Regions from separate parts of the Mus musculus genome. Here regions 1 and 2 are each linked to region 3. The links are chromatin loops, found by intact Hi-C in ENCODE. Cell type or tissue: left cerebral cortex. All regions are shown on one strand.

What was found. A loop is a pair of places that touch in the nucleus more often than their neighbours do. Peaks named below come from ENCODE experiments on the same cell type or tissue, not always from the same donor. Only the 100,000 strongest peaks of a DNase experiment are listed, where the experiment ranks them.
Region 1: it touches region 3 in a loop (7-fold over the local background); 2 of 42 quality-filtered maps call a loop at or near these places.
Region 2: a loop joins it to region 3, with 5 times the contacts of the local background. A loop is called at or near these places in 2 of 42 quality-filtered maps.

What each region holds. Positions count from the first base shown.
Region 1 is chr2:35,711,410-35,719,409 of GRCm38, forward strand. Dab2ip (disabled 2 interacting protein) reads left to right here. Exons shown (of 16, transcript NM_001114124.2): 7 at 1,457-1,601; 8 at 1,697-1,841; 9 at 3,860-4,096; 10 at 5,662-5,863; 11 at 7,351-7,529. Among named protein-coding and RNA genes, the nearest start is that of Dab2ip, 93 kb to the left of the region's middle. In left cerebral cortex, no CTCF peak of the experiment used is centred here; DNase peaks (open chromatin) are centred at 3,478, 3,671, 4,005 and 4,284; H3K27ac peaks cover 2,422 bases.
Region 2 is chr2:35,841,519-35,849,518 of GRCm38, forward strand. All of the region lies in intron 6 of Ttll11 (tubulin tyrosine ligase-like family, member 11), which reads right to left. It overlaps Gm10829 (a long non-coding RNA gene), which reads left to right. Exons shown (of 4, transcript XR_003953791.1): 1 at 1-157; 2 at 1,566-1,708; 3 at 1,876-2,746; 4 at 3,170-5,706. Among named protein-coding and RNA genes, the nearest start is that of Gm10829, 4.0 kb to the left of the region's middle. In left cerebral cortex, a CTCF peak has its summit at 544 (motif pointing right); DNase peaks (open chromatin) are centred at 173, 1,415, 2,675, 3,950 and 1 more place; H3K27ac peaks cover 1,423 bases.
Region 3 is chr2:35,763,254-35,771,253 of GRCm38, forward strand. The region is part of intron 9 of Ttll11 (tubulin tyrosine ligase-like family, member 11); the gene reads right to left. Among named protein-coding and RNA genes, the nearest start is that of 9030204H09Rik, 52 kb to the right of the region's middle. In left cerebral cortex, a CTCF peak has its summit at 2,727 (motif pointing right); DNase peaks (open chromatin) are centred at 4,759, 5,130, 5,762, 6,378 and 2 more places; H3K27ac peaks cover 4,116 bases.

The DNA of each region.
Region 1 (8,000 bases), 52 kb before region 3:
GCTGGACTGACTGGCCCTGCAGAAGGACAGGGAGGGAAAAGGACTTCCTTAGGGAGAGTGCTGCCTTCTTCCATGTCTTCAGGACCCTCTTCCCCATATGCCTGCCTTCAGGCTGGCTGGGTAGGTTGCCAGCTAGGCCAACTCTTGAAATACTGCATGGTTTTTGTTGTTGTTATAGTCTGGTTTTTACATTTTTAAAATTCTATATGTACAGGGACTTTGCTTTGCCTTCATGTATGTCTGAGCACCACATACATGCCTGCTTCCCACAGAGGTCAGAAGAGGGACTAGAGTTACAGACGATTGTGAGCCACCATGTGGGTGCTAGGAGTCAAAGCTGGCTCTGAAGAGCTGCCAGTGCTCTTATTTGCTGAACCAGCTCTCCAGCCCATACAGCCGGGCTTGGCTTTGCTGGTGGTGGTGGGCTAGAGATTCTGGGGAGTTTGAAGAGAGTAAGCTGGAAGGTTTAACCTTCCCTGCTGCTGAGTCTTTTTAGCTCCCAGTCCCAAGGGCTGCTATGGCTTGGGAAGCTGATATATGAAGTAGCCAAGAGGCACACAGAGAATGAAGGGGTAGGAAGTAACTGATGTCTCTGGGTTATTGCCTCAGGAACAATCTAGAACTAGCAGGGCATTCTTGAACCAGATAGAACTCATGCTGAAGACTATTTGTTTGTGAGACACTGCCCTCCCAATGTAGCTGCACTCCGAGGGCCCCAGACCTGAGTCCTGACACCTCTTGCTCGCTCTTAGGTCCTGCTTGTCTAAGCTGTGTGCTTTTCCAGTTCCCATCCTAGGACTCCCCTCTCAGTGAACTTTCTGTGATCTTGGATGCAGAACGTGACCCCAGATGGTTGTGGGGCCTTGGGCAGGTTGTCTATCTGCTCTGTGCCTTGCTTTCTCTCTTCTGCTGCCCACCTCTTAGGATTCATGTCTTACCCCAGTGCTGAGGTCCAGAGCTGTTACAGAACTTCAGGAAGATGGTGGCTTTGGATAGAAGTCATGGTGCTGCTTCAGCAGGGATGGGTCCTTACCTCTGATTGTATTTCCAAGATGTGCGTGGGGTGGGGGTGGGGGTTGTCAACCATAGCTTCCTCTTGGACCCACCTATCTCTCAGCCCTTCCTTTTGTTGGTCATCTGGCCTCCTGGATTAAGGTCTTAATTCTGTATTTCAAAAGATCTTCAAAAGTTGGGCACATTGAAATGAGTTTTGAGAACTCCAGAAACCCTGGCCCATGCTAGATTGCTGGGCATCGTCTCCTGCCCTGTAGACTTTGGGCTTGAGAGGAAGGGAGCTCTCATCCTGTCAGATACCACAGCCAGAGGCAAGGTACAGCTCAGCTCCTCTGCCAGTGTCTTCCCATGGTCAGCTGGGCTGTCCAGCAGCCAAGGACAGTGATGGTTCTGCCAGCTCAGCTCAGTTCAGTTCCACTCTGCTCCCTTTCTGCCTCCCTAGGACTTTCTAACAGACCTGATGATGTCAGAGGTGGACCGCTGTGGGGACAATGAGCACCTCATCTTCCGGGAGAACACACTGGCCACCAAGGCCATCGAGGAATACCTCAAACTTGTGGGCCAGAAGTACCTGCAGGACGCACTAGGTAGTGGGGACATTACAGGGCCAGCAGGTGGCAAGGGCTGGGCGGTGCTCATCAGACCCTCACTGCTTTCTCCATGCTCACCCGCCCGCCCACAGGTGAGTTCATCAAAGCTCTGTATGAGTCAGATGAAAATTGTGAAGTGGACCCAAGCAAGTGCTCATCCGCTGACCTCCCTGAGCACCAGGGCAACCTCAAGATGTGCTGTGAGCTGGCCTTCTGCAAGATCATCAACTCCTACTGGTTAGTGCCACCTGTTGGGAGCTGTGTGCTCCTTTTTTGGCCTAATCCCTCCCTTCCATTCATCTTGACTATCTTTTTTTGTCTGAATGCCCCCACTCCTGCCCTGGGTGCCAGCATCTGATTCCACTGGGTTGTTGGACGGCCAGGTTCCTGTCACGCCCCTTTTTGAGTTCTTAAATATAGGAAAGCACTCAAGAATACCTGTAAGGTGTGTGTGTGTGTGTGTGTGTGTGTGTGTGTGTGTGTGTGTGAGAGAGAGAGAGAGAGAGAGAGAGAGAGAGAGAGAGAGAGAGAGTGTAAAACCTGGAAATGGCTGTTTCTCTACCTACAACTGGTGAGCACCCTGCACACGCAGAGGCGAATGTCAGTGCGCCGGTGCAACATGGAGCTAGAGCCCTGGTGTCCTGGCACTGCTCCAGTGGCTCCTCATCTGCCTGTCCCTGACGATTATTACCCTTGTATCAACTGAGGGAGCACTAGCTAGTCCTCTGACTGAAACAGAGCAGAGAAGAAAGGGGTAGTATTACAGTAGAAATGAGTTACTTGTTTGGGGCTACAAATGGGGCTGGAATTCGTTCCTGGGAAGCTTCTCTTAAGGCCGGTTTCCTAGGCACCTGCTGCATTTATGACGCCTTGCTGGCCTGGTGCTAACCCTGGTTGTGCTTAGCACACATGGGACTGACCTTGTAGGCCTTGCTGCCAGCCACAGTGCTGAGTTTGTATCCACATGAGAGAAGCTACTTAGGTGCCTGTACCATCATCTCAGCTCAGAGCTATGCTCGTCCTGCCCAAGCCACTCCAAAGCCATATCTCCACATTTGTCTGGTTCTTTCTCCCGTGTCGTCTCCTTTGATCTTACATAGTCTGGCCCTACATGTAACCTAATCGTCCATACCCTTGCAGTCAGAAGCACTAGCTCAGAGGTGCCACAGGAAGTGCTTGCCTTTCCCAACAGATAGGCAAAGGCAGGCCTCCTGGGTAAACCGTGACCTTAGGAAGGGGTCAGTGTGGCCAGTGCTTGTGGTAGTGCCCACTTGTCCTGGTCCCTCAGCTTGTTTTGCATGCGATGCTTCTCTGGGGTAAGGGGACAATTGTAGAGCCTTGAGCACCCTCGGAACACACTGTCATCTCCCCACTAAGCTGCATTCTCAACCTTTGCTCTCCATTCCATTGGAAGACCTTCTGTGATAGGAGTCTCTTCTTTCTGTCATCTAGAAGAGACTTCTCTTCTGGACAAGACCATCAGTAGACATCACCTGGCAGTAGACTGCCTACCCCCATTTCACTAGGCAGCCTTGCTGACTCTGCCTCATTTATTGCCCCACGTCCTGTCTGCTGGGCTCAGGACAGAGTCGGTAGTAGACTAGGTCCAAGGAGCACTGGGGTCTGGTATGCCCTGGGGTGAAAAGGTAGGAAACTCACCTAAAGTGGGTATTCAATGGAGCCAAGAACTCTGTGCTAGTGCCTTCTTAACTGTCACCCCAGGAAAGTTTGTTTCTCTCCCCAGCTAGTTCATGACAGACTGTGTTCTCGCTAGCTGGGGAGACTCCCTGTCCAGTCATCATGAGCTCTGTGGGAAACCCAGATTCCTATGACATCATTCAGGCAGAGGGATGAGTCTTGATAGCCAGAAATAGGAGCCCAAGGAACAGCGATCTGCCTGCCCTGTGGCTTTCTTCATGCCTCTAGACCCAGAAGCCTATTGTTGGAGCAGAAAGAGGTGCTCCCCTTGGGAGGACGAGCGCGATTGTAGTGGCATTCTTGCTATTTATATTGGCATGGAGCCAGTTCCACCCGCCTCCACGCTCAGCACACTTGGACCCTTCACTGAGAGTCTACCCTGTCTGCTGAGCAGCCTCTCTGCCCACCCTGGCTGGCTGTTTCCTTAAATGTCTGAGATTTCGTGGCTGCAGAGCCCTGAGCTCATTCCACCATCAACATAGAGCTGTGGTTGGAACTCAGGGTTCCATGTGACTCAAACAGATCTGACCCCCAGGCCCATCTTTGTTCCTATGCAGCGTCTTCCCACGGGAGCTTAAGGAGGTGTTCGCCTCATGGCGGCAGGAGTGTAGCAGCCGAGGCCGGCCAGATATCAGTGAACGGCTCATCAGCGCCTCCCTCTTCCTTCGCTTCCTGTGCCCTGCCATCATGTCACCCTCGCTCTTCAACCTGCTTCAGGAGTATCCTGACGACCGCACGGCTCGCACCCTCACGCTCATTGCCAAAGTCACCCAGAACCTGGCCAACTTTGCCAAGTGAGTGTTGTGTCCCATGGGATTGAAGTACACAGGGACAGAAACTTGGTGCATGTGTGACCTTGGCCTGGACTAGTGAAGTAGGCCTTGGTTTTGTTTCTGTCCCCCTTAGTCTCTCCCCCGCCACTTACCTCAGAATAAACCCTCCCCCACAGCCACCCTCCCAGTGGTGCAGTGCCGTTTGGTATGCTTCTTTGGGTTTCAGAGGTGGGAAGAGAAGATATTTTTTCCTTCTGCTTTTTTGAATTAACATATTATCATAATATGCCATAAGGATTCTCGTATGTCTTTTAGCACCAAGCTCCACTTTGCAATGAATGGCTGATTTCCTGAGTAGCTGGGCACTTGGGTTAATGCTGCCAAAATGATTGCCTGTAAAGCACTTCTGGTGGTTTTGTAGAAGTTTTGTTTGTTTGTTTGTTTGTTTGTTTAAGATTTAATCATTTTATGTGTGAGTTTTTGCCTGCATGTCTGTCTGTATAACACATGAGTGCTTGGTGCCCACAGAGGTCAGAAGAGGGCATCAGACGCACAGAAAGTACATTAGGGATGGCTGTGAAGTACCATGTGGATGCTGGAAATTGAATCTGGGTCTTCTGCAAGAGCAGCAAGTGCTCTCAACCACTGAGCCATCTCTCTGAACCCCTTGGCTGCCATTATAGACAGAGTAGATTAAAGTGGCAGGGCTGGGTAGTCTTATAATTAATTCATAGTTGGATTGAGCCCTTGCCCAGGTCTGTCTGAGCTGGGCCCTGACTGTAGACATGATCAGGCATGAGGCAAGTCCAGTAGAGAAAAGGGTGGGACCAAGACGAATGACAGAGTCTCAGGGGAGCAAAGGCTTGTGGGGAGAAAAAACAGGAAGGCCAATCATCTAGCTCAGATAAGGAACAGAGGCTGGCATGATGGCAAGGGCCTGGTACCAAAGGAGTCTAGGAGAGATGAGAAGTAACCCATGGGGGCCACAGGAACCTGAAGGCCACATGGTGCAGAGATGGACCACACAACATGGCCCTTACCTCTTCTGGATCCTGAAAAGGATCTCCACTGAACATGGTATGGCTGATAAGAGAGACTGAGGGAGGCTATAGCCAGGTTTCAGTTAAAAATGATAGGCATGGGGGAGGGGAGGCAGTGGCCTAGGGACAGATAGTAGGTGACTAGAAGATCAGGTCAGCAGGCCGAAGGGGAGCTGACAGCACTGCCAGACCTCTGACTTGTCCAGTGGATGATGGTCTCTTCCCTGAGAAAGGGGAATCCGGAGGAGGGCACTGGTCTTGGGGGTGTTCCTGATGACTAAAACCCTGAGCCAAGTGTGGATCTGAAATTGACCTCTGTGCTTGGCTTGCAAATCTGGAGGAGAAGAGGCAGGAGCCCATAATGGGCAGTGTTAGAGGAAACACGGAAAACTCTAGTGACTTCCGTTCTGAAGAGGGTAGAGTGGTCTTGGCCTTGAGAAGAAGGCCCTAGTGACTCCGAACCTTGCTTGGCAGCAGCCATGGTGAGGAAGGAGATGAGATCTGACTCAGGTAAGGGCCTCACCTTGGCCACCCTTTTCTGTCCAGGTTTGGCAGCAAGGAAGAATACATGTCCTTCATGAACCAGTTCCTGGAGCACGAGTGGACCAACATGCAGCGCTTCCTGTTGGAGATCTCCAACCCCGAGACCCTTTCCAACACAGCAGGCTTCGAGGGCTACATAGACCTGGGCCGGGAGCTCTCTAGCCTGCACTCCCTGCTCTGGGAAGCTGTCAGCCAGCTTGATCAGGTGCCTGTTGCCTGGGTTAGATGGTATATCTGCTAGGTTGGAGGCCCTACACCTGTGGGCCAATCAGCTTGTAGTGGGGCTCTCTCTGGATGTTCACTCCCCAGCCGTTATAGCCGTTAGCTCTGCGTACTAGGTCCAGGTCTACCCCTGTGTGCTCAGCTCTGATAGCCCAGGTACACAGTGATGCTCATTCCTTACCCAAGCGGGAGAGGAGAGGGTCTGACTTAGTTGCTTTACTGAAAAAGCCCGTGCTCTTGGTTTGTAGGTACTGAGAAAGAAAGGATACTGAGGTCCTCCATGTGACAGATCAGACTTGGGAACCTCTGTAGAGCAGGACTTAGAGCTCAGTGGCAATGTACAAGGCCCGAGTTTGGTCCTAAATTCAGGAAAAAAAAGAAACTGTTTCATAATTGCCATTAGCTGTCAGTGGACAGGATTAGTCCCTGCATGCCTGACGCTGCTTCAGTTACCTGGCCCAAGAAACCCTTCCCTAGCCTGGAGCCCTGCTGATCTCAGTGGCTGTAGCCTACTGTGTTTACCAGGAACCACTTCTTAACTCACCTTGCTTTCCAGGGCGCTAGGGAATCACTTTACACAAGTGATGATTGCTGACCCCAGGCTGGTACCCGCCTCTTGTCCATCCTGGAGGTGATTGCTTTGCCATCTCATAGACACATCCTTACATTCAGGCACAAGTACATGTGGGTTTCTGCCTTTCAGTTTGTTTTCCAGTGAGAACTTAGCTGTACATGGTTGTTGTACCTCTCATCCACATTGTGAGTGTCTTCCCATGTCACGTTACTCACCACTACCTCTGGCCTTTTAGTGCAGTGGAGTATCCTGTAGTGGGAACACTGTATCTCACCCACTTCTCGCTGCCACTCTTGCTGTTGAAATTGCAGGAATGCAGTTTTGCTCATGACTTCCTCCCTCCTTCCGTTCCTGAGCCAGTATGCTGGTCACTGTCCCATGGGTCTCAGAACCAGGCAGGAAGTACAGAAAATGATCAGTGTTGTCACACAGGCAATAGGGTGTGACAAGAATGTGAGATGGAACTGTTGCCCCCACAGCTCTGCCATGGGGTTGCCAGCTCTTTCTTTCAGGGCTTTCCACTGCATGGTAGTGTCCGCTCCTTCAGCTCAGCTGGAATCCTCTACACATCTGTGCTGTGACACGGAGGTTCAGAAGGCACTAGGCCTTCCTCTCTTGGGCCTAGGCACTGTCCTTTCTTAGACCAGCACCTTGCATCTGTTCTGTATCTGGCCTCTACAGGCTCAGGCATCAGAGGGTGCTAGCCCACCTCCTTGATGAAGTAGGTAATTTGAGGGGCTACCAGAGATGCCTCTTGGGTAGGGAAGTGTAGGCTGGGAGATTGGGGGCTATGACAAAGCAGATTTGCAGTACTCTCTTGCTGGGTCTGACCGGTGGGGGTCAGGGCTCTGAGTTTCTGTGACATAGGTGACAACTGCCTGTTTCCATTCTTGTAGAGCGTTGTGTCGAAGCTGGGACCTCTGCCTCGTATCCTGAGGGATGTCCACACAGCACTGAGCACTCCTGGCAGTGGGCAGCTCCCTGGCACCAATGACCTGGCCTCCACCCCGGGCTCCGGCAGCAGCAGCGTCTCTGCTGGGCTTCAGAAGATGGTGATTGAAAATGACCTCTCTGGGTAAGAGCTGCGGGCTGTGCTGGGCGGGGTAGCTGTGCCAGCAAGGAAATGATGCCCATACATGCACTCACAAGAAGCCTGGTGAGACCCTGAGTGTGTGGAGCAAACTTAAGAGATGAGCTCCATTTGAGATAAATCAGAGCAGGCTTCTTGAAGGAGGAATGCCTCTGCTCTTTGGGAAAGGTGCATGTCTAGGAAAGACATTCTTGGGTTCAGGGTCGATCCCGAGCAGAGGGCTGAGAAAGTCTGTGTTTAGGGATAATTACTGACCCCAATCCCTGACGTTTCCTCGGGACCTGTGCTTCTTAAAAATACCCCTTCTTGCTGCGCGTGGTGGTGCCAATACTTGGGAGGCAGGGCAAGAGGACTGCTGTGAGAGGGGGTATGGCCTGCAGCAGAGATTCAGGCCTGCCTGCTTCTCTCGTGTCCTTGACAACTCCTCTGATACCCTGTTTTTTGCCAGGAATGTCA
Region 2 (8,000 bases), 78 kb after region 3:
TGTGGGAAGCGGAGCAGAGGTGGCCTGAACTTGGGCTGATTGAACTGGCCATGGTGGCCTCCTCTGCTGGGAGAGGAAGAGCAGAGAACTGTATAGAAGATGCTGTCTGTCGGGGCGCTCAGGGAGCCATCTGGGTTAAAGAGGTACCGTCTTCCAGGTTAGCAAATCTGGCTGTCAGCCAGCCCTGGGCTTCAGCTGCTAGAGTTTGAGGAAGTGAACCTTCAGGCTGGAGCCTGCCCAGGAAGCACAACGAGGAGCTCTGCGGAAGAACCTACTGGTAACCCTTAGGCTCCTCCAGCTAGTGCTTCTGCCCTCAGGACTTGATCCCTCTTAGGTTTCACTTGACTGAGAGTCTTTAAAAGGATGTAAAGTACCACAATTGCAGGTGTGTCTGAACGTATTTATGCTGGCCACCACTCCCTGGGGCTTGCTCACTGCCTTCAAAGGCACTGCATTCTCTTTCTTTAAGATTTATTTTATTTTTACTTATGTGATTATGTGTGCTGGTGCCCATGGACCCAGAAGAGGGCGCTGGATCCCTGGCCTGGAGTTACAGGGATGTGTGAGTGTCAGACGGTGCTGGGAACTGAGCTAAGTTCTTTGCAAGAGCATTGAGTGCTCTTAACAGCCAAGCCTCTCTCTAGTCTCCTCCACTCCACTGAGTTTTCAATGCCACATGTTTTACTAGAGTCCTTGGGGGGAATTTATGGGGGATGGGGTTATCAACTTTGTGAAATCAACTTTAGGCAGCTTGGATGGCAGCCACCTTAGAAGCAAGCTGGCCTTGGGCTAAAGGCTCCTGAGTGACTAAAGGACCCCGACTGACTTTCCAGTTGTTCTGAGCCCTTCCTTCTTGCTCCCTGGCTGTATATGTTTATCAAACCTCAAAATATTAAGTGTGGGACTGGAGAGATAGGTCAGTGGGAACTAGAGGTTGATATACAAGTGTGAGGACACCAGTTCAAATCCCCTGCACCCATATGAAAAATGAGCACGGCTACACGTGTTTTCTGTGACCCCAGTGCTGGGGAGTTGGGGGACAGAGATAGGAGGACTGATGGTGCTTGGCCATCAGCAGCCTGGCTCCAGGTTCAGTGACAGATCCTGGCTCAAAGGAATACAGAGAGTCAAAGCAGGCACCCAACATCCTATTCTGGCCTCCTCATAAACACCCATGCTCACACGGACAAGGGATGTAAGCCTCTATGTTCCAGATCCCACAACGTGAAATAGGAGTAACAAACATAAAAGTCCACACGGAACCATGGCCAGCCTCATATAGTCAAAGACCCACACACTTTTACGTTAGCTGACATACACTAAATCGACAACTAATTTACACAGAACATCCACGCTCTAGGACCAGACAGCCCTAGTTGGTGGCAGCCATGGTAACCAGCAGCTACAGCTCTTTGCAAGCACAGGGTAGCACTGGCCCCAGCAGCTTTGGAGACACCCACCCACCTTCTTGATTCAGTAATCCCATGGCTCTGCTCTACTTAGAGAAGAGCGTAATTGAGCCCTTCAAAGGCATCTAACAATGGGGATAAATTACTGTTTGACAGAGCCTGCGGATGCTTTCCGGTTACTGACGCTGAGGCGTACGGTAGAGCGATGTGGGATGACATTTGCGCCGTGAAGCCTTCGAAGGCCAGCAGAATTACAATAGCCTGTGCACTGGGAGAGAGGGCTGAAGCCCCATTTACAGGTGGGAAAGGTGGACATTAGCAGAAACCTCTTATATTTTCTAAAATTTGTTTTTTTGGTTTTTTTTTTTTTTTTTTTTTTTTTTTTTAGCATTACATCATAAATAAAGCAGAACAAACTACTCTTCCAATTTATTCCCAAACTACAAAAGGAATCTTCCCCCAACAGGTGAAGTCAGAGTTCTCTAAGATGTGCTCAGGCTTGGGATATTACCCAGCTGGGAGGACGCTGGCTTAACGTGCGTGAAGCCCTGGGTTCTAGTCTCAGCGCCATATAAATCAGGTACGGTGATACACATGTGTAATCCCAGCCCTCAGGAAGTAGAGGCAGAAGGATCAGAAATCCAAGGTTTTCTTCAGCTATGTAACAAGATCAAAACTGGCTTGGTCTACATGAGCCTCCATCTTAAACAAACAAACAAACAAACAAACAAACAAACAAACAAAAAACCCTCTAACTGGGCATTGTTGTTCCAGGTGCATTTTGATGGCCCCAAAGGTGCGAGGTATCACATGCTTCATGTCATAGGTGTAGAAACTGAGGTTTTATCAAAATACAGCTTCAGTCTGCTCCTAAGGTTTCACGGGGTCACCCAGGTCCCAAGCATACTTCCGAGCTTCCTGACCCGATGCTATGCCACCTCTCTGGTCTCTCAGAGAAATGCTTGAGCTTTCATTCAAAAGACTGACATTCAGTTTGTTGCTAGTGAAGGTACTGGCTCGCCGCACAGTTTGTACACAGCAGCTAAAGTCACCCTCCCGCTCTCCCTCGCCCCCAGACTTAGGCACTTAAGTACACCGTGGTAACAGGCAAGGTCATGTTTCTTTTCCACCCCAAGGCCACGTTGCCCTGCAAAGTGATTGGGTGAGTGCAGCTGGGCTGTGCCTCCGGATCTGGAGGCCTACTTGTCTACTGCTAGCCACGTGATGGCTGCTTTGCTTTTATTACAATGCAAGTGAAGATTTAGGAGATGCTAAGAGGGAGCCTCGTGGTAGAAAACAGAGAGCCCTCTGCAGAGTCGCCAGGGTGAAAGGGGCAGGTGAGAGTTCCGAGGCTGGAAATGAAGCAGAGGCAGGCAGGCAGGGGTGGAAAAGCTCTTGTGGAGCCCTGGTGACAAATGGGGAGGTCAGAGGGAAACTGGGCACTTCCAGAGAGAGGAGAGAAAAACCAGAGCCAGGCAATTTCCTGCAGAAACACCTGTGGGGATGATCGTTTGATTGTTTGGGGTTTTTCCCTTCTTTTTTTAAACCTGAGGAAAACTGTTGAGTCAGCTATTTTTATCATCCAAGATTTATTCCAGAGATTTCCTCCGGCTTGTGAGAGACATCTTATGTCCCTGTCACAGCCAATTGTCATAAGGGAATGAAAGCTCCCCAAAGTGTCCACAAGCAGGTTAGGGTACAGGGGGGTTCTATGTGGTGAATTGCAAAAATATTGATTTTTTTTTTTTGTTTCTTCACAGTTTGAATCTGACTGTATGGCCTTATGGGAATTTTCTCTCATGGCCGTGAAGCTCCAGGAGGGGAGGGCCAGGATGCCTGCCTTACTCTTCATTTCTCTCTGAATGGCTCTTTTTATAGACCTCTAATACTGCCAGCAGGATCTCAGGACACTTTTCCTCTGGGCCGTTTCTGACAGGAAGTCTGAGGTGCATGACAAATGGAAGGAGAGTGTGTCCCCCACCCAGTGCTGAAGTTAAGGACTGGGGTACTAATACCCCAGCAAAGGTGACTGACAACGCTGTTCCATGGGCACTACCACACCTCAGAGCCTACAAATGACCTCAGGCTAGATGACCGAGTCCTCTGCTTGCCCGACCACTGTGGCTTGGCAGTCTTCAGGCTGTGCTTAGCCACATACCCTCCCCCACCCCCTGTTCTCTAGATCCATCAGGCCTGTGGGTAATTTCTGACCTTTCTCCTGCTGTCTCCTGCTCTGGGTAATATGCCCTATCTTCTCTTTCTCTTACACATACCTAGTTATCAAATATATGGGTCTCTTCTTCAGGGCAACCCTCAGACACTCCGAGGTTTCCTTCCCAGGTTCCCCATGACAGGCCTCCATGTCAACTCTTAATCACTTTGCTTGTAGCCAGAACTCAACCTTTGAATCTTGCTGTTCACAGAGCCTAATCCAGAGCCTGGACGGGATCGTGGTATGGATGGACAGATGGACAGACAGACAGACAGATGGACAGATGGCCCCATTGTCCTACTCCCACGTAGCTCTTTGATCAAGAGCAGCAATGGGGATGAGGGGGAGAGCCTTAATCTCAGGATGAAAGGCGCAGGCTGCTCTTTAGAAGATAAAGCATTTTTTTTTCTTTCTCACTTGTGTGAAAGATCCTGTCCCATCAATCTCTCCCAGGTGCTGTGTTCTTCTCACAAAGATCCCAGTTTACCTGTGTGAGGGCTCCAGGGTTACCCAGCTCTTGAGAGGTGTTTGAATCTTTGGCGCTAGATGAGGATCCTGACATACACTTTGAAGTTCCTCTTCATAGGCGCCTGCCAGGAAGCAGCCATGGGTTTTATAGGTGAAGAGTCCTGGCTTCTCGGGAGCCCTGGTTTGGGGCTCAGGGCCAGGAGTGTCCCTGGGGAGGCATTGTTCTGTGTTGCTCATAATAGCACTGGGCAGACAAGGCAGGAGCACCCATGCAGGAGCATCCATGCAGGAGCACTAAGGCTCCCTCCACTGGGCTTGCTGATGGCTGGTACTCATATTCATTTAGAATCTGAAAGCAGCTCCTTTCTCCTTTTGTTCCACGCCACACGGTTTAACTTAGGGTTGATTCATGTTCATTAATTCCTTTGTTCCCTAAGATGTTCGGGTAAGGCACTGCAGCCTCCTGAAATGGGGCTCTTAGCATCCCTGTAGCACCAGCCGTGGGTGGGGGTGATCTGAGGTTGCTGCCAATCTCCCAGTGAGTTGGTGGCGGAGTGTGGCTGTAAGCTAAGCCTCTCCCAGCAAGCAGAGCTCATTTCTTTTCTCCCCCAGGCAGCCACTGTGCTGCCTCAGTAGCTCTTTCTCCTCAAGGCTGAAGCAAGAGCCCTGGGTTCAGAGAAGCCTGGCTGTGAGCCTCCTGACTCAGCTGTGTGTAGTCAGCTATGAGGGAGAGTCACAGCCTGAGCTGACACACTGTTATCTCCCTCGTTCCCCTAGAAATCCAATGGAGCCCGCAGAGTCTGGCTGCAGATTGCTCAGGAGAGCAGGGACGCTGGATCCCCTTTGTGAGACACTCCTCCACTGGTAAGGCTCTGCTCTCATGGTATGCTCACCTCCCAAGGGTCTACCTCCTAATACCATTCACTACTTTGGAGATTTTTAGGTTCATTAGCTATTGCTGTGATAAAAAATATCCTAACCAAAAAAAAAAAATGTAAGGGGGGAGGTATTTATTCCTGCTCATGGTTCAAGACTGCATGCAGTCCATCATGGTAGGGCAGTCACAGTGGCAGAGACTGAAGGAACTGTCCACACTGAACCTATAATCAGGAATAGGAGTGTACACACACACTTATACTCGGGTGTATTTCTCAACTCCGACTTAATTTGGGATCCCTTGCTTTGAGGATGGCACCAACCACAGTGGTCACGTCTTACCACCTCAGTCAGCATACTCAAGGTATGTGCCTGCAGGCCAACCTACTCTGGACAAGCAGTCACTAAGTCTCCCCACTCAGGAAGTTCTAGATTGTGTCAAGTTGACAGAGCTAACGGGGCTAGGACGACCTCCTCACCCACCAAGTGCCTCCCCTGACAGCTCTGTGGTGAAAAGTACCTGAAGGATGCTTACAGTGCAGGTCTGGCTCAGGGCACAGGCTTAGCTATGTGGACAGCGGATGGACAGATGGCTCTTGTATTGCAGTCACCTCTCCCAGCTTTCTGTGTCCTCCTGGGATTTGATAGGCATGCTTACCATTTTTGTTCAACAAATAAACAGCATCACAGATCCTCTGTAAACGGCCTCTCTCTGAACTATATGATCCAGTGTTTTGAGCCAATAAATCTGAGAAAATGCTTTTGATAGAGTTCTCGCTACAAGTCCGGCGCTCTCGGATAAAGAGATCTAGACATGCATGAGGTCCATATAAACTGATAAAACAAAACAAAACATCACATTCTACAGGAATACAGAGAAATGGGACATATTTTGAAGGGAGGGTGGGGCAGACCCTGGGTGATGTTGCCCCATGAAGGCACTGGCAGAGTTAGATGGGCAGGAAAAAAAAAGGTCCAAAGAGCATCCTGAATAGATGGCTATGCAGGCTGGTGGCTGGGCTATCCTATGGTAGCATGGCAGAGACATAGAAGGCTATGCAGGCTGGTAGCTGGGCTATCCTTTGGCACCACAGCACAGAGCACATGAGGCTACAGGTGGTAAGATGTGATTTCGGTAACTGTGACCGAGGATGGGTCTTCCTTTGGGGCCCATGACCTAAAAACCATCGGTGCTCTTAAGACATCAGTTGAGGAGCTTCATGAAGTGAGTGTTCTCTGCCGAGAGGATGCTTCACTACCGTGTGTCCCTGATGAGGTCCCCACGAGCCTCAGTCCTAAAGCACCACAGTAATGGTGGGAGATAGCAGAGCGGGGGAGGGAACGCCTGAGAGCTGCGATCCAGATAGATCAAGACATCTGATTTGAATAATTTCTCAGGCAGCTCCTCCCTGAAAAGGGAAAATACTTCTGGGAAAACCTGACGATCGACAGGCATAGTTTTATTAGCGCATGAACCTTTTATAAATTTAGACTATACAAGTGGAGGTTTAAACACGTACACATTCCCAGGAGACCACAGTTAGGATCACAAGCAGGGGCTCAGGATAGTTTGCTTGGTAAGGTTGCTATGCAAGCATGGCAATCATTCGTGGTGGCATGTACCTGTAACCAAGTGCTGTGAGGGAAGGGGACAGAAGGGTCCCTGAGTCCTTCTATGGCTAAATCTATGAGCTCTGGATTCACTGAGGCACCTTATCTCAAAAAGAAAGGTGGACAGTAATCAAGGGAAGACACCTGCAGTCAGCCTACAGCCTACCACGTGCGTTCACGTCCTCACTGCACCACACACAGAACCGAGTCTCAAAGTCTGGTGTTAAGTCTCTTATTAAGTTTTATGTGCAGACAACATACATTTGTCACATTCGCATAAAGTGCCTCATTTCTTCTCATTTGTGAAAAAAAAAACTCTTTACCTTATCAGATACCACCTTTATTTACAGTAAGTAGAACCTTTCAGTTAAGTTGAAGAGAGCTTCAACTTAACAAAGCAGGCTCCTCAAACATGAAATGAGTCTCGAGGCCCTGCAGCTATGTGGAATCTCCAGAAAAGTTGATGTGTTATTCTAGGAGGACTGGGGACATGGGCAGCTTGTGGCACAGGAGTGGTCAGCACGCTAAGTAAGACTGGTGACGCCCATCAGGGGCACTGATGCAAGCCTCTGCTCTCTTGTTCCCTGCACTCATGCTTGTTTGTAGCCTGAACTGGGCTCTGGACTAAGAGATGACAAAGAGGCATGAGGGCCAGGACACACTCATGCCACTGAGTGAGGAAGAGTGACAGCAATGCTGAAGACGAGTGTTCTACCCTCGAGAGGTGACTCTAGACTGGTCACTGGGCCACCCTAGCTATGTGGGAGACTGGGTCTGAATCACTCGTCCTTGGCAAGATGATCAAAATGAAGACCCTAAATCACCTCAGTGAGTATTGAATTCAAAAAATAAAGCTGTGCATGATTATAGAAAAAGAATTCCCATTTTAAGCGACCAAACTTACATTTTGTTCATCAGTGACAAGTGTACCAATCATGTTAGGATTTTATTTATGGGGAATAAACACAAGAAGTCACTAAACAGAAGGTCACAGAAGTCTGGGAGTCCGGAGAGTCCCTTAAGGGTGACTGGGGCCTGACTGGCTGTAGAGTGAGCTGGAGGTGAAGGTGAAATGGAGGGAGCCTCACTCTCAGCTATTCTAGAATGAAGCTCCCACTGCACAGTGTTCTGGGATTTGCGTAGATTATGGGTCCAAACACACAAAGTCCCCAGGGAGAAAGAAAGGCTTTGTGTGTTCGAGGCTTGGCCCCCCGGGGGCTCAGCTTCACTCACACAATTGGAGTGAAACACAGGAAGTGATCATTCTGAAGACAGCACAGAGGTAAAGTGGCGCTTTCTCAGCCACATAAAAACTAAAACCATGCCCCACAGCTTACAACACACCAACAAATGGGACCATTTGCTGGCTGGTGAAAGTCTTTAAAGTGGATTTCACATCAGTGAGCCTGGGAAGGTCTCCTGCT
Region 3 (8,000 bases):
TCTTCTGGATGTTTACAATGGTAAAGTGATGGTTAACACTGTCAACCTGATAGAGTCCAGAATCTCCTGGGAGATGGACCTCTAGGCACGCCATGGGAATTAATTATCGTGACAGCATTAACTAAGGTGGAATGACCCACCCACTGTGGGTGGCACCATTCCCTGTGCTAGGGGTCCTGAATTGTGTAAGTGGAATGAGCTGAGATGTAGCATTCATTTGCCTCTTCTGACTGTGGATGGCACACAACCAGCTGCTTCAGGTTCCTGCCGCCTAGACTATCTTGGACAGTGAGCTAAGACAACTTTTCCTCTTCTTTAAGTTGCTCTTCTCATTTTATAAGAACACCAGAAAAATAACTAAAGCAAGTGATAAAAAACAAAACAACACCAAATGCAATCATTAGTAAGTTCTGCCTGCTAGGACCCCATCTCTTCCAGAGATCCCATGGTAGTCCAGAGAGGCTGGCATGATTACTCTTCATATTGAGGAGGCCATAGTGCTCAACTAGAGAGGTCAAGGCAGGTGGTCACGTTCTCTTGGCCAAGGCCACATTTCAGACATGGGTGGTGTCTTAGGTTGGGTTTCTATTGCTGTGATTAAACACCACGGGCAAAAGCAACTTGTAGCGAAAAGGGTTTATTTCAGCTCACAGTTCTTAGAGCAGGAACTCAAACAGAGGCCATTGAAGATTGCCGCTTACTGGAGCTACTCATGGAGCTACTTGCTTTTTTTTTTTGTGCAACCCAAGACCATCTGCCCAGGCGTGGCACCACCCACAATGGGTTGGGCCCACACATCAATCACATCAGCCCCGCCCCCCAAATGTCCTACAGCTTTGCCTACAGTCCAATCTAATGGAGGCGGTTCCTTGATTGAGGGCCCTAGCTTGTATCAAACCGACCAAAACTAACCAACATAGGGGTAGTGCTGGGGTCCCCACCATTGCCCTTTCCTCATTTTCTCTCAAGCCGGAATGAGGAGGAAAGACCCCCCAAGGCCCAGCCATACAGGGACTAAAGGGTAGCAAGTCTGCAATATTCCCGCAGCGTGCACGGTCACTGCCTACAAGCGTCACAGCAGGAAGACGCCACTTCCACCTTTGTCCTTGTCTGGATGGAGAAATGAGTAAGTGTGGAGACAGAGCCATAAATAGACCGTGCAGAAAAATCACTATCCCTAGAAGCCCGCGACACCAGTGACAAACAGTCAAGGGTGAAAGTAAACATTCCATCTCTCATTAATCACAGGTCACAGGCTGGCCCTGGCAGAGACCCGTGGTCCCAGTCTCCTTCCATCTGACATCACCCCTGATTCCACCATAACAGACGGATGCTTCAGACGCACTGGGAAGATGGCGCCTGAGAACTGATCATCCTTCCTTCCCTGCTTCATGCCATTCCAGATATCTCTTCTGTGACCAGTGGCTTCATGGGTGTTCTGAGGCTCCAAACTCATTCCCCAGCAAGCTGCCAACATCTCTGACTTAGAAAGAATGTCAGAGACAGCATTGTCCCAGGACCTTGCACAGCAATTACGCCTTGAAGGAGAAATACATGCATCCAGCACATGTCGCAGCTCACTTAATTCTAGGTGGGAGGAGCTTTAGGGTCCTCCCCTCCCCCTTCTTCCTTTGGCTGTTCCAAGCCTTGGGTTTGGGGTCTAATTTGTTAGTTGGTTAAGGGATGGGAAGCTGGTGATGACCTGCAACCTCAGCCCACCACGCAGGTGCAGGCCACTTCCTGGCACCTGCCCGCCTGCCAGCAAGGCAGGGGAGGAGGGGCCTGGGGCAAGCATAGAGGAAAAGAACTGTGATTTCATATATTGTCCTGTGAGGTCCTGAGTGGCAGGACGTCCTCTCTGACACTGCCACAAGTGCGTGCTGATTGCCATCTCTGATAGATCCATGTGAAATGGAATTCACAAGGCTCTGCGCACATCAATAACACTTCTGTATGATCCTGGGCTGAGTATTGTACTTTATGCTCTCCTTTGCTTTCTCTCTTCCATCCCTTCCTTCTTTTCTCTTTCTCTTTTTCTTTTCAGACTTTTACTGTGAAGCCCAGGCTGGCTTCATTCTCATCTGCCTGCTTCAGGCTCCCAAGTGTTCGGGTTCTGAGCATGGACGGCCACACTGAGCGTGTAGTGTACTAGTGACCCCTCCCTGTATCTGCATATACATATCCACTCGCTTTTTCCCAGACTGCACAGACGTTCCTAGTGCGTACACATCATGAGCTATAAAGCCCCTCTCACTACAGTGGGACACTTCTGTTTCTTTTTTCTTTACTAATGTTATGTTCACATGATGCTGTAACAAACATCTTTGCACACCTATCAGAACATGCCATACTTGAAGGAGCCATGCCTTTCTTCCAGTGGACACTTCCTGGTCACATCCTGCCAAAGTCTCCTGGGATTGGGACCCTGAGGGAACAGTGGGAGACACTGCACAGGAAGGTCTTCTTTTTACTTGCTTATTTATTTAGTGACAAGTTCTTGTGTGGCGCATGCTGGTCTCAAACTTGCTGTATAGTTGACGATGACCTTGAACTTCTGATCCTCAGGCTTCCACCTTCAAGAGTTGAGGTCACAGGTACCTACTGTCATGCAGCGTTGGGCATCAACCCCAGAGCTTTGTACATGCCAGGCAAGTGCTCTACCAACTGAGCTACATCCTCTGGAGGGAGACTATTTTTTTTATTTATATGAGTACACTGTAGCTGTCTTCAGACACACCAGAAGAGGGCATCTGATCTCATTACGGACGATTGTGAGCCACCATGTGGTTGCTGGGATTTGAACTCGGGATCTCTGGAAAAGTGCTTTTAACCTCTGTGCCATCTCTCCAGCTCCAGAGGAAGATGTTTTATAATGAGGAGTAAGGTCATGCAAAATGCTATCTATGAAAGGGTCTTTGGTAGTGATGAGAGGAGAGACAGGTGTTTTGAAATCTGTCCCTTGATTGAATGCTCCAGCACAGGTCTTCTCTGATTGTCAGCCACCAGACAGGACAGCCTGACCTCTGGAGTGGAACAGGCTGCCTGAGGTGCCATCTATCTCTTCCTCTTCTCTCTTCAACCCATCCCTCTCAGCCAAACCTCCCAGGTGCAGGCACGCCTCTGCAGCACCCTCCTTCCAGGCCCAGGAGAGGACCGCTCTGGGCCCCTCAGGTCTAGCACAGCTTTTTGAAGGAGTGGGTGTCTTCCTTCCCCTTCCACCTCTCACCTCTTGTCAGCTTCCCTCTGCAGCATCCACTGAGTGGCAGCTCCCCATCCCCCTGCCCCCTTGGCTGCTTGGTTCCCTTGTGCTGGGGTCCTCAGGGTGCTCCTCCCTTGCCCCCTTCCCTGTCCTCCCTGTCATTTATTAGCTGAGTTTTAAATACCTCCAGTGAGGAAATGCCATCTAAATTCCTCCCAGTCCTTATCTGCAGGCCACAGGGGCTTTTGCCTCTGGAATACCTCATTAGCATCTCAAAGAATCTGTTGTGGGCTTTCCTATCCTGTCTTTTTTACCTACCTTGATAAATGGCACCTCCACCTACCTACTTTCAGGAGTCAGAAACCCCGGGTCAGTTTTGAAACTTCTCTCCTACAACCTCAGCTTCCTGAAACACTTCATTCTGTACATCAAACACAGCAAGCCAAGCTCTCCACCTGCTGGGATGTTTGACCTCTGCCGGGCTGTGGGACACCTGTGCCCACCTCACCTGCCCTCCTGCCTCCGAAACTGCCTAATAGAGACCAGGTCAGCCCTGCATTCCCCTGACTGAAACTCAGGAGGGAATCCACACTCTCCTAAGTCCCTCATCCCTTTCTCTAGTGGGTTTGAACAGCAGTGTTCCCTTCCTACCATTCCACCCCATTCTGTCTCCAGAACACTCTCTAGGCCTACAATGCCCTGTCCCTGCATCCCGCCTGGTGACTCGTTGCATCTTTCTAATCTCAGTTGCTATTGACCATAGTGAGTTTATTTTTTTCAGTTGCACCTCCCTGATCCACCTCCTGAGAGAAATCACTCTATGCTATGCTCATTGAAAGGTATTTTCTTTTACAGAATTATATCTATCTATCTATCTATCTATCTATCTATCTATCTATCTATCTATAATACTTAGGTTACAGGAAGTTTTCTGTGTTACATGTCTGCCTGGCTGCTCTGAGCAACACCTGTGTGACACACAGCACAACTGTCATCCTACTTGGGCTATCAGTCACTATGCATGAAGACGGGAAGTGCCTCAGGTAGGCTCTGTGTGTGTGTGTGTGTGTGTGTGTGTGTGTGTGTGTGTGTGTGTGTATGTATGTATGTGTAACCAATGTGTCTGGCCTGGAGAAGACACCTGTGAATTAAGCTCCCTTCCTGATTTCATTAAGTCACCAGAGGGACCCAAGCTTGATGGGACAGCGTGTCCCTTGCAGGGCAGCTGCATAGACTCCATACACCCATGTGGTGGCCCTCTACACCCCAAGATGGTGGGTGGTGCCCTTTTACCTAGCTGCACCTTTGAGAATTTAGAGAAGCTGAAGGCTGGGCCTCGGGGGAGAAGGTGGGCTGTAGGGGTGATGTCCACTCACAAGGGGTCCCAGCCCTGTCCTCAAGGAGACAACCCCGAGGCGCTCTTCAGAGCCTGCCTGTCACTTGAGAGGTGAAAGGAGGTAGATCAGTGTCAGAAGATGGAGCAGTGGGTTCCAGCTTGACTCGCATTAGAACGTCACATGGAGCTCAGAGGCAGGAAGGGAAATGCTCCTTTATGCTGGAGTTTATTTTTGTCACCCTGTCAGAGAGAAATTGCAGCCCTGGGGGCATTGGAGCTGCACAGAATTACCCAAAACATTAACATGCAAATTGCCTTCTTTAGAGAAGGTAATTTTATTAGTGCACGAAAATCTGAAAAACCAGTTTCTTTCTTGTACGGTGCCTGGGCACAATCCTGTCCTGGAGCGCACTGGGGAAAGTGAGGAGAGACTTGAACTTTAGGATTTTGTCATCTTCTCTAGTCACACACCCTTAGCATGGCAGCTGGTGGCTGCCAGGTGGTGCTGCCCGGGATGGAGAGAGCAAGTGACTGCCTCGAGATCCATCCCACGTGCCTCAGAGAGCCCGAGGAGTGCCTAAGGAGTGCCTGGAAACCACTGTGGGGACTGGAAGCCTCCGCTCTGAGAACCAAGAGCCGCCTGTTCCTGTGGACGCTTAGTCACATCTATTTTAGAGCACATCTACTTCACAGAACTAAGTCACAGGCCCCCAAAGAGAACCAGGATCTGGCAGGAAGGCACTTGTGGGTATCAGAGGGGAGGGAAGGGAAGGGGAGGGGAGGGGAGAGGAGGAGAGGGGAGGAGAGGGGAGGGGAGGGAGTGCTGGGGCTGATATCAGGGATGGGCACTGCAGGAACTCTTAGGCAGGAAGGGTTTCACAGGGTCTGGTCAAGGCTGTTAAAATGGTGGGAATGGGAGGAATTCCGGGCAGGCAGAAACATCTGAGCAGGGGGGTAGAGATGGGGACCAGCAGTCTATAATAAAGGTGCCCATGGCAGGGGAAAATGGTGGAGGGATGGGGGATGGGAATGCAGAGAGTGCAGACAGCCAGCAGAGGTGCCTTCAAAGGCTGCTCTTTCACTCTGCTGTTGCCCAGTTTGTAACCTGTAGAGCTTGCTTAGAACAGAAAGAAAGAATTCCATGCCCCATGGGATTTTAGGAGGGAGGGGGTTTTCCCAGCCCAAGGGTGCCAAAATGACAGAAGGTTCTATGAGGCTGCGATTACATAAGGCTCCCTCCTCTTTTTAAGCAGTGAACAGGAAAAGCAGGGGCAGAGACGCCCACAGCCACCAAGAAGCTGCTGGGTGATGTCAGGTCTGCCCCAGCAGGGATGTGCACTCTTCCTGGGAGGCTCCACAACCTCCCTCACCCTCACCTGGATGGCAGCTGTGGCGCATAGCCATGGTGGGGGTACAGGGAACTTCTGAGAGACTCAGTGGTTGTCTTTTCTGAAGCCCAAGGGGGTAATGGTGTTGCTATTGGCATTTGGAGCTGAGTAGCTCTTTGCTGGGGCTGCCCAGGACATCATGGGGGTTTAGCAGTATCCCCAGCCACTGCCTGCTAGATGCTGGTGACAGTTCTGCCCACAGTGGTGACCAGACACGCTCACACCCTGGGAGAACTTGGGGCTCGGGCTTTAAGCCCTGTGACTTTCTGTTCCAGTGGAATGAATGCACACTTGAGAAGGAAACCTTGGCACTGTGCTCTCTGCTGGAGACCTTGGTCTAGCTGGGACCCTCCGAGAGCCCACGTGCAGACCGATCAGATAGCACTTTTGAGTTTTAGGACGCCCAGCTTTATCGCAAGATTCCACAGAAAGCCTCTGCCAGTGATTCGTGAGACACATTCATGGTAGGTGCTGACTGATGGAGCTGAGTGTGCCCAAGTTCCAGGTGGGGGCCGTGCATTCATGGAAGAGGCTCCCGGGGCCCCACGGTAGTCCAGGCTGGCCTTATACTTGTGATCCTCCTGCCTCATCCTCGCAGGTCACCATTGTGTCAATGTCGGCATCTGGTGGGTTATCTTCCCCACCCAAGTGGAAGGCTCTTGTGGTTTGGATGTAGAATAAACCTGGCTTGTGACCTGACACAAGCTAGAGTCCTCAGAGAGTCAATTGAGAAACTGCATCCAAAAGATCTGACTGTGTTTTTTAAATTAATGATTAATGTGGGAGGGCCTAGACCACTGTGGGTGGTGGGGCCCCTTGACTGGTGGTCCTGTCTTTTTGTATTTTAATAATGTATTTAATTTCATGCCCATTTGTGGTTTTGCCTGCATTCATGTCTGTGTGAGGGTGTCAGATCCTCTAGGCCTAGAGTTGCAGACCGTTGTGAGCTGCCATGTGGGTGCTGGGCAGAGCAGCCAGTGCTCTCAGCCACTGAGCCATGTCTCGAGCCCTGGCTCTGGGCGCTATAAGAAAGCATGATGAGCAGGCTCCTAAGGAGCACCCCTCCATGGCCTCTGCATCAGCTCATGCCCCAGATGCCTGCCCTGACTTCCTTCATCGGTGGACTGTGATGCAGAAGTGTGAACCAGATAAACCCTTCCCTCCCCATCTTTCTTTTGGTTACCTTGCTTCTCCACAGCAATAGAAGCCCGGGCTCAGCCCGGGACCCCAGCACACAGGTGGGGGATTATCAGGCTCCATTTAGGAAGGAGACTTCAGAAAAACCCAAAGGCAATGGGGGGAGAAAAATAAAGCCAATGGCATAAGAGGAAACCCAGGCCTCTGGCACCGGCAGCCACAGCACAGTGAACACAGCCTGGGCCCAGGCAAGATAAATATAAAACTCTCAGAAAGGAGGGCTCGAAAGAGAGTTAAAAATATTTTGAACTAAATAAAAATGAAAACAGAACACACTGAAGTGTGTGGGACACAGTGTAGTCAGATTTGCAGAATCAAATACATGGATTAGGCAAGACGTTCTGAAATTGGAAAAAGAAATGTTTTCAGGCTGGGTGTGGTGACTCACAGCCTTGACTTCTGCACTCAGGAGGTGGAGGCACAAGTGAATTTGGGGCCAGTCTGGTCTACACAGTGAGTTCCAAGCCAGTCAGGGTTACAGAGAAATCCTGTCTTACAGGAAAAGAAAAAAGTCTTATTTTAGGAAACAGAAAAAGAGCAAATTCAAAATGGCCAAAGATATGGTAAAAATCAGAAAACAAATCTATGAAATTAGACACGAAATCAACAAGAAAAATCAATAAAACAGAGGAGTTTATCCTTGTGGGTGGGGATGGGGGATCAATAGAACTGATGAGCCTCTAGCCAGCTTAACTGAGGAGAAAAAGAAGATCGCTAACTACTAATTATACATTACTAATATCAGCAACCAGAGCAAGGGTCCTAATGTTAGCATCAGAAGTGTACCCCCCACCTAGGGCCACGCATGAGCGTCATGGATGACACCTATGCCTGTGAATTTAGTAATTCAGGTGACAATTTACCAAAATTTACATAAGGA